Linked DNA regions of Homo sapiens: region 2 is linked to region 1. Evidence: chromatin loops called from intact Hi-C (ENCODE). Cell type or tissue: mesothelial cell of epicardium. All regions are shown on one strand.

The links. Hi-C counts contacts between places; a loop is a spot of excess contacts. Peaks named below come from ENCODE experiments on the same cell type or tissue, not always from the same donor. Only the 100,000 strongest peaks of a DNase experiment are listed, where the experiment ranks them.
Region 2: it touches region 1 in a loop (10-fold over the local background); 3 of 110 quality-filtered maps call a loop at or near these places.

The regions. Positions count from the first base shown.
Region 1 is chr11:130,426,659-130,430,658 of GRCh38, forward strand. ADAMTS8 (ADAM metallopeptidase with thrombospondin type 1 motif 8) reads right to left here and starts at 1,951. Exons shown (of 9, transcript NM_007037.6): 1 at 909-1,951. The coding sequence starts at 1,628. In mesothelial cell of epicardium, no CTCF peak of the experiment used is centred here; DNase peaks (open chromatin) are centred at 1,247, 1,253 and 1,861.
Region 2 is chr11:130,775,568-130,779,567 of GRCh38, forward strand. The region is part of intron 3 of LOC105369576 (a long non-coding RNA gene); the gene reads right to left. Among named protein-coding and RNA genes, the nearest start is that of LINC02551, 85 kb to the right of the region's middle. In mesothelial cell of epicardium, no CTCF peak of the experiment used is centred here; no DNase peak of the experiment used is centred here.

The DNA of each region.
Region 1 (4,000 bases):
GCTGAGTCAGCACCATCTTTGCATCTAGTTAGAAATGGTCTGGTTAGGTAGCCATCCCCTGGACTCTGTTTTTCTCCCCTGTTTAGGTAAGAGCTGTGTCTGGGCTAAGGGCAGCTGGGTGGACCAAGTGTGGGTCTGGCTTTACTAGAGACATTCACCCAAAGAGCTCGTTCCAGCCCCTGCGCCCCTCGCGTTTCCACCAAAGCTTCAGCTCCTGGGCTGAGCCCCCAGGCAGAAGTTCTCTGCCCCTCCCTCTTGTGCTGGCTGCTGGCATTGCCAAGTTCTGCCGGGGCTGAGCGCCAGGTTGGCAAGGTAGTCCATGCCCCATTGATCACAACCAGCTGGCTGCACAGAAGTTGGGCAGCCCCTCTCCAGGTTCAGCTCCTTTCAAACAATGTCTTTTGCTTATGGCGACCTCCATACCCAAGGGAATCAGACAGCCATCTCTCTCCATCCCATCTGCCTTTCCCTGGGAGCCTCTCAGATCTGGAGGCAGTAGAGGGCTGAGGGGTGGGAGTGGGAGCTATTCGTAAACGCTCAATTTTCATCTCTGCTGGGAGAGGCAGGTGCCGGGGAATGCGTTGATACCCACTTTCGGGTCAGTGCGCCACGTGCCGCGGGAGATTCGGATGAGAGGGATGGGCGTCGGCAGCCCCACTCTAAACTGGAAGGGACCTGGGGGTGGGGGCGCAGGGATCCAGGGTGGCAGAAGTTCAGAAAAGAGTTACTGCTCTTTCTCAGACAGGAGAGAATCTCGTTTGGGGTAAGGCTGGAGAAGATGAGTGGGGAGGGCTTTTTTTTTTTTTTTTTTTTTTTCTCAGAGGGATTGGAAGGGGAGATTTTAGAGACGCTGGGAGGCGTCTGGGGGGCCTCCGGGCACGGCGGCTGGAGGAGGCTCTCAGTCCTACCTGCAGGTCGGCCCCGTAGAAGGCAGCCATGGACGCATCGGCCACCAGCAGCGTCTCCACGAAGCGCGCCTCAGACACAAACCGCTTGGTCCTACTCGTGGCCCCCAGGGGCGGTGGCGGCTCGCTAGCGCCTTCTGCCTCCTCTTCTTGGCTCTCCTCCTCGCTGTCCTCCTGGTGGTCTCCTCTCTCCTGCCTCTGACCCTCTCCCGTCTCCACCTCCCACTCGGGTCCTCGCGGGAGGGGGCGGGCTCCGGCGGGACCCCAGCGCTGCAGGCGGTGCGGCTGAGCCAGGGAGCCCCCCGCGCCCTGCGGCTGGATGGTGAACTCCTCGCCGTCCAGCAGGAAGGAGCCGCTCAGCCCGCGGCACAGGCTGACCGCCGCCAGCGACTCGGGCTCCCCATTCACGGTGCCGGAGAAGAAGCAGCCGCGCAGCCCCCGCTCGCCCCCGGTCGCCCGGCCGGAGCCCCCGAGGCGCTCGATCTTGAACTCGGGCGCTAGGAAGCTGTCGTCGGGCGCCAGGCGCAGCACGAAGCCCTTGCCGAAGGCGGACAGGTGGAGCGCGAGCTCGCCCGCGCTGCCGGGCAACCGCGTGGGCACCACCAGCTCCGAGGCCTGCCCCCCGGCTGCGGGCCGGGCCGGGGCGCCGCGGGCCAGCGGCAGCAGCAGCAGCAGCAGCAGCAGGAGCGGAGGCCACCGGGGGGCGGCGGGGGCGGGGAGCATGGGGGCTGCGGCGGTGGCTGCGCGCAGGAGAGGGAAGAAGCCCGCCAGGCGCGGGCAGGTGCTGGCGGCCCGAGCGCGGCCCGGCCGCTCTCTCCAGGAAAAGCGGAATCAATCGGGTGCAAGGCCGACTCGGCCCGCGGGGCCCGGCGGCGGGAGCGCTCCCCCGGCGGCCCCTCTGGCTGGCGCAGCCCGCTCCTCCCGCGCCGCCGCCCCCGAGCCGAGCGCGAGCAGCTGGCCCCGGCCCGCGTGCGCCCGTCCTCCGCCCCTGCCCGCGCCAGCCCCGCGCAGCCGCCTCCTGCCTCCTCCCCACCCCGGGAAGCACCGAGTGGGCTGCCGAGCCCTTCTTATTTATACTTCCTTCCCGGCTTGACATAAGAGGTTTATTTTTGATCTCTCACTATTCCCGTTTCCCCTCCCCTGGGATCAGAGAGAGAAACTGAAAAGAGGGAGAGAGAGTGGAGAAAAAAAAATTGGGATGAAATGCAAAACCAATCAGGCAGCGAGACCCGTCCGCCACCCGCCCCCCTGAAGTGTCAACTACAACTTCTTTCCTTTCCCTCTACGCGTGGACCCACGTTAACCCCTACCATGCTGGACTGACCCTTTAGAAAGAGTCCCTGGGAGACCCCAACCGCTTTCTCCTCTGCGGCCAAGAGTCCAGGATGCATCTTCCGAAGAGGCTCGTGCACTGGTCTCAGCGACCCTGTTCGGATCCCTGCAGAGTCCGACTGCAGAGCCCGACACTGTTGGGATCCCTGCAGATGCCTCCGGAGATCCGACTGTGTGGGGAGAAGGTTCCTGAGCTTTTCATTGTAAAGCATAAAGGGAGAGGAGGAAAAGGTCATGCTAAAATCATGCCCTCCTCTCATCACTACTGCACAGCCTTCCTAACTTTCACTCCAAACTGAAGATGGGGAAAACAAAAACAAAACAAAAAACAACCCACCTGGTTAACCCTAAGAGGGACTCTCACTGTCCTGTTAGAGGGCAGGTGGGGCAGAGGCCAGCACAGTGGTAAGTTACCAGCACTGAGGTTGGAAGTTAGCATTTCCCCAAGAGGGAAACAGACCTCCAGTCCCTGAAAAAGGTCTTCTCTTCTGGATACTGCTAGTTGCCCGGGACTTCAAGTAAGGTGGCAGGCCCTTTCACTGCGTTGCCACAGCCCCAGGAACAAATGTGTATGAGGTGAATTTATTCTGTCCCATGTCACCACTGCCCCCTAGGGAAGGGGGTAGTATTCAGGAAGAGAGGGATGACATGGTCTCAAGACCACAAAACTGCATCCCATCCCAGTCTCAATGACACAGGTCTGGATTGGGTGGAGGGCCCTGTTCTCTACCTACAAACTCTAGACTCATCCACCAACTGTGCCTTTCTCTGAGTTGTCAATGTGGGTGATGCATTAGGAACCGCTGGGATCAGGGCCTTTAAATCCTTTGCCAATTCACCTGCCCCCAGGTACCCAGCTCTGTGCTTATGCTGGGGATGTTGACAGTCGAGGTCATCGCTGATTCTTTTCAGCCCATCTGACCCCTTCCTGCAGTGTGGTGGTTCAGCATGCATCTGAGACTCTCAGGGCTTGTTACCTCCAAAGAGGAGGCTCTTGCCCAGGGGAAAGTGCTGCCAAATTCCCTCTAAGTATCCCCCCTCTCTTTGCTTTCTCAGAAACACAGAGGGACAGCTGTGAATTAGATGAAAGGATGAACTTCCCAACCTAGCATGGTGCAGAACCTCCTTTCCTGCATAATTTATAGGATAGGAATAACGAGTCTAGAATGTTTTGGGGAAACACTTCTAGAGGAAGGACAATGGAAAGAATGGTCTCTTCAACCCTTTTCTCAAAACAAGCAAAACACTTCGTCCTAGCACAGTGTACAGTGCTTGGGACATCCTGTACAGTGCTTGGGACAGTCTGACCTGGGCAAGCAATGAATACAACTCTGTGTTGCCTCAGGGCTATTGTAACAGTTCAATGACTGGTTTTTACCTCCTTGAAGCCCCTTATTTGCTGTTTCCCAGAGTACAACTCCTGATTTTCTCTTTTTGAGACACAGTCTCACTTTGTCACCCAGGCTGGAGTGCAATGGTGCGATCTTGGCTTACAGCAACTTCTCCCTCTCAGGTTCAAGAGATTCTCCTGCCTCAGCCTCCCAAGTAGCTGAGACTGCAGGCAGGCACCACCACACCTGGCTAACTTTTGTACTTTCAGTAGAGATGGGGTTTCACCATTTTGGCCAGGCTGGTCTCCAACTCCTGACCTCAGGTGATCCGCCTGCCTCAACCTCCCAAAGTGCTGGGATTATAGGTGTGAGCTACTGTGCCAGCTAACTCCTGATTTTCAGTAGCAGTTAGGTCCTGTGGGTTTTCCTTCT
Region 2 (4,000 bases), 350 kb after region 1:
ACAGTAACGATATGAGTAATACCTGATGCTTGCATGCGCCTCTGTATCGCACAGTCAGTGGGAATCGCCTAAAAATCAGGTGTGCCTCTTCTAGGGTGGGACAGGAATGAGCTTAAAGTCAAGGACACAAAGTATAGGATTTTTGAACAGGACAGCAATGAATGACACACTTTGGTAAAGAGAGGCCCACCACAGGCCTTTGAAATGGTGCCCTGCTGCTTTCAAAGCAGTATCTCACTTAGTCTTAACTGTCTCTTAACAACTACCATATCAGGAAGGAAGGAAAATATTCTCCCCGTGGCATAAAGGTCACTGAGAAACTTGTCAAAAATGCACATTTCTGAGTTCCAAAACGGAGATTCTCATGCAGTGGGTTTGGGGTGTGGCCTTGGAATCTGAACCCTTTTATGTAGGGAGTGGGTGAGCCACCTTTTGAGAAGCATTGATTCCTTCATAATAGAGTTTTGGTCTATTACAGGGTAGAAACTGAGACTCATTCCCATCAGTGTCCTTCTCAGTGCTTAGCCTAGTGCTTTGCACATATTTTGTTCTTTACAAATGTTGGCAAAAGTTTAAAGGTCAGGGAAATATTCATAGAAGTAGCATCTGAACAGGGTCTCTAAATGAGAAAAGCCTGGGGTGGAATGCATTCCAGAAGGAAGAAATATCAACAGCAAAGGCATGAACATGGGGTTTTCCAGATGAGAGAGCCCTATTCTTTGATGGAGCACAGAGTATGCATTGGGAAGAATGAAGAGATATGATCACAAAAACACATTAAGATCATGCTGTGCAGGACCTTGAATTTAGGGATTGGTGCAGTTCAGAAGCAATGGGGTCATGTTGAATATCCATGTCTCTGTGTGTTGAGGGTACAAGGTAGGCTGGGATTAATTTGCAAACTATGAAACCACCTTCTTAATGCCAGAGCAAAGCCATTTAGGAGGCTTTTGTGTAGGCTCCAAGCAGCTCCAAAGCCTTGGCATTTCTGCAGCCAATCCCCAGGGAAATCTCTAATTCCCCACTCCCAGTTTTCCTTTACCACCTGAATGGTACGGGGCCCTAAATGTTCATCTCCAGCCCATCTTCTTTAAAAGAGTTTATGCCTCCAGACCTGCCCAAGCCCTCCACCCCACCTGGATGTACCATAAGCACCTTCATACTTACATGCCCCAGTGTAGACCAGTATTTTTCTCCAACCCTCTTCTATTCCTACCCTGGTTTGTGGTAGCCACCTACTCACCTAAATCAGAAACTGTCAGTCATTTTTCACTCATCTTTCACCCTCGTGCATCTGAACAAACAGCCTCAGGATTCCATTTTTCAGATTTGCCCCTTTCCTACCTCTAGGAAGTTTGTGATAGAAATTATAATATTTGCTTTTCTTTTTCATATTTCCATGTACATAATTTCTCCCAGTTTAGCCAGCTACAGCATCTATATCCAAACTGGTGATGGGAAGGAAGTTCTATTATTATAACAGAAAAATGGAGAAAAAGGGGTCAATATTCACAATTTAACTACCAAAATAGGATTGTTGAGTTCCTAAAAAGATTAGTCTCCAAAGAAATTTTTCCTTAAATTTGTTAAAATACCAATAACATATCAAAAGCCAGGGTTGCTGGGGCTAAATATTGAAATTTTTAGCTTTATTGAGGTATAATTGACAAATAAAATTGTGTATCTTTAAGGTATACAACTTCATTTCTATACACACGCACACACACACACACACACACTGAAATGATCACAACAATCAAACTAACACATTCCTTAGCTCACAGTTACCATTTTTGTCTTTTTTCTTTTCTTTTTTGTTTGTTATGATGAGAGCAGGTAAGATGTACCCTCTTGGTAAATCCCAAGTATATAATACAGTATTATTAACTATAGTCACCATGCTGTGCACTGAGTCTCCAGAACTTCTTCATCTTCAGTAACTGAAACTTTGTACTCCTTGACCAACATCTCCCCATTTCCCCTCCTTCCAGCCCTGGCAACCACCGTTCTATTCTCTGTTTCTATAAGTTTGGCTTTTTAAGATTTCACATGTACATGAAGTCATGTGGGGCTTGTCTTTCTGTGCCTGGCTTGTTTCACTTAGCACAATGTCCTCCAGGTTCTTCCATGTTGTTGCCAATGGCAGGATCTCCTTCTTTTTAACGCTGAGTAAGAGCCCACCACTGGGTGTACATGCAGAGAAAATGAGGATCTTGAGAGATAGCGTCAGTCCCATGTTCGTTGCCTTATTTGCAATAGTCAAGACATGGAGACAACCTAAATCTCTGCCAACGAATGAATGGAAAAAGTTTGGTCTATAGAAGCATATTTAATTTACTGTAAGTCAAGTCTAGAGAGATTTCAGGATCCATATCCTAATGGAAGTCCTCAAACCCCAAGAGAGGAGAGAAGGCCCAACTCTGTGGTCCAGTGAGGAATGAAATAGAAAGGAGGCCTGTGACCCACGAGTCCTGCCTTCTTCCCACGGGGCTGAAGCCCAGAGGACAGTGATGCTAGTGCCTCCCAGGGAGGCGTGCAAAGCACAGAGGGTGGGGGCTGCGCAGGCCTCATCAGAGCCCAGGGGTCGGCTGCATGGATGGCTGTGAGCTAGCAGGGGACGGCACGGCGGCATTGCTCCTGAGCGGTCCTCACTCCTGCGGGACATGGGGTGATCTGGGACCCCCTGCACGCCATGGGGCACAGGGTTAGCAGGGTGCAAAAATGGACCATGTGAGTGAGCTCAGAGGGGCCAGGAGCGAGGGATCAGCCGTGGCCACAGGGGTTAAGGCAGGCTGTTCAAATGGAGAGCTCTCTGAGCGGAATGGGTGATGGGCAGTGCAGACGGTTGCCATGAAAGGCAGCTGGGTGCCTTGGGACCAGAGAGTCCGGAGCTCGGAATCAGACCTGCCAGCACTGACCCAAAAGCACTGTGAGGCCGCGAGGTGTCCCATACCACCCCCACTCCCACATCCCTAAACACCTTCTTGGGAGGTGCAAAGCCTCGAAGAGGAAACCTGGAGAGCTGCACCCTGGCCTGAAAGACCCAGTTACCCCAGGGAGCCTGTTGGAACCAGAGGAGACCAAAATGCCCTTTGTCACAACAGAGTATTATTTAGCAATAATAGGAATAAAGAATTGATACATACTACAGCCTGAAAAACTTTGAAAGCAGGAAGTCAAAGAAGCCAGTCACACATACAGAAAACATATTGTGTGAGTCCATTTATATGAAATGTCCAGAATAGGCAATTTATAGAGACAGGAAGTAGACAATTGGTTGCCTTGGTATGGGGGAGGGGAAGGTGGAGGCAGTGACAGCTATGGGTATGGGTTTCTTGTTTCAGGGATAAAAATGTTCTCAGATTGATTGTGGTGATGATTGCACAACTCTGAATATATGAAAAACCATTGAGTTGTATGCCTTCTTCAATAGGTCAGTTGTATGATAGGTAAATTATATCTCAATAAAACTGTTATTTAAAAAAATATGTCATTAATTGACAGTTTGTATGTTTTCCCCATCCCCACTGCTTAGATGGGAGAGAACTTGTGAAGAAGATGAGATCAAGAGCATCTGAACGTGTGGTATTTAATTTCCAATTCTGCCACAATTGCTCCATGCTGACTCTCTTCAGTTTACCGTTTGGTTGGATAGTAAAGATGATTGGGAGAAACATCCTTTGAAATAATTTTGTTCGCATTAAGACTGTTGCTGAGGATATCATTACTTTATACATATCCTCTCTGCGAGGTCTCTCAAGATAAATTTGTTTTGGCTTTAGATTCAGCAATAGTTGTTCTTCTGAACAACTGGTTTACTTTTATCTTCTAAACATTGTGATGTGTGTGAAGGATTCTTCCCTGTTGGTGTTGACTGCTAGAGAGCTGAGAGCCAAATCTGTGATCCCTTCCTTGTCATTATGCACACATACACAGATGCATACACACACACAAATACACATACAGACACACACACATGCATGCATACACATGCACACAC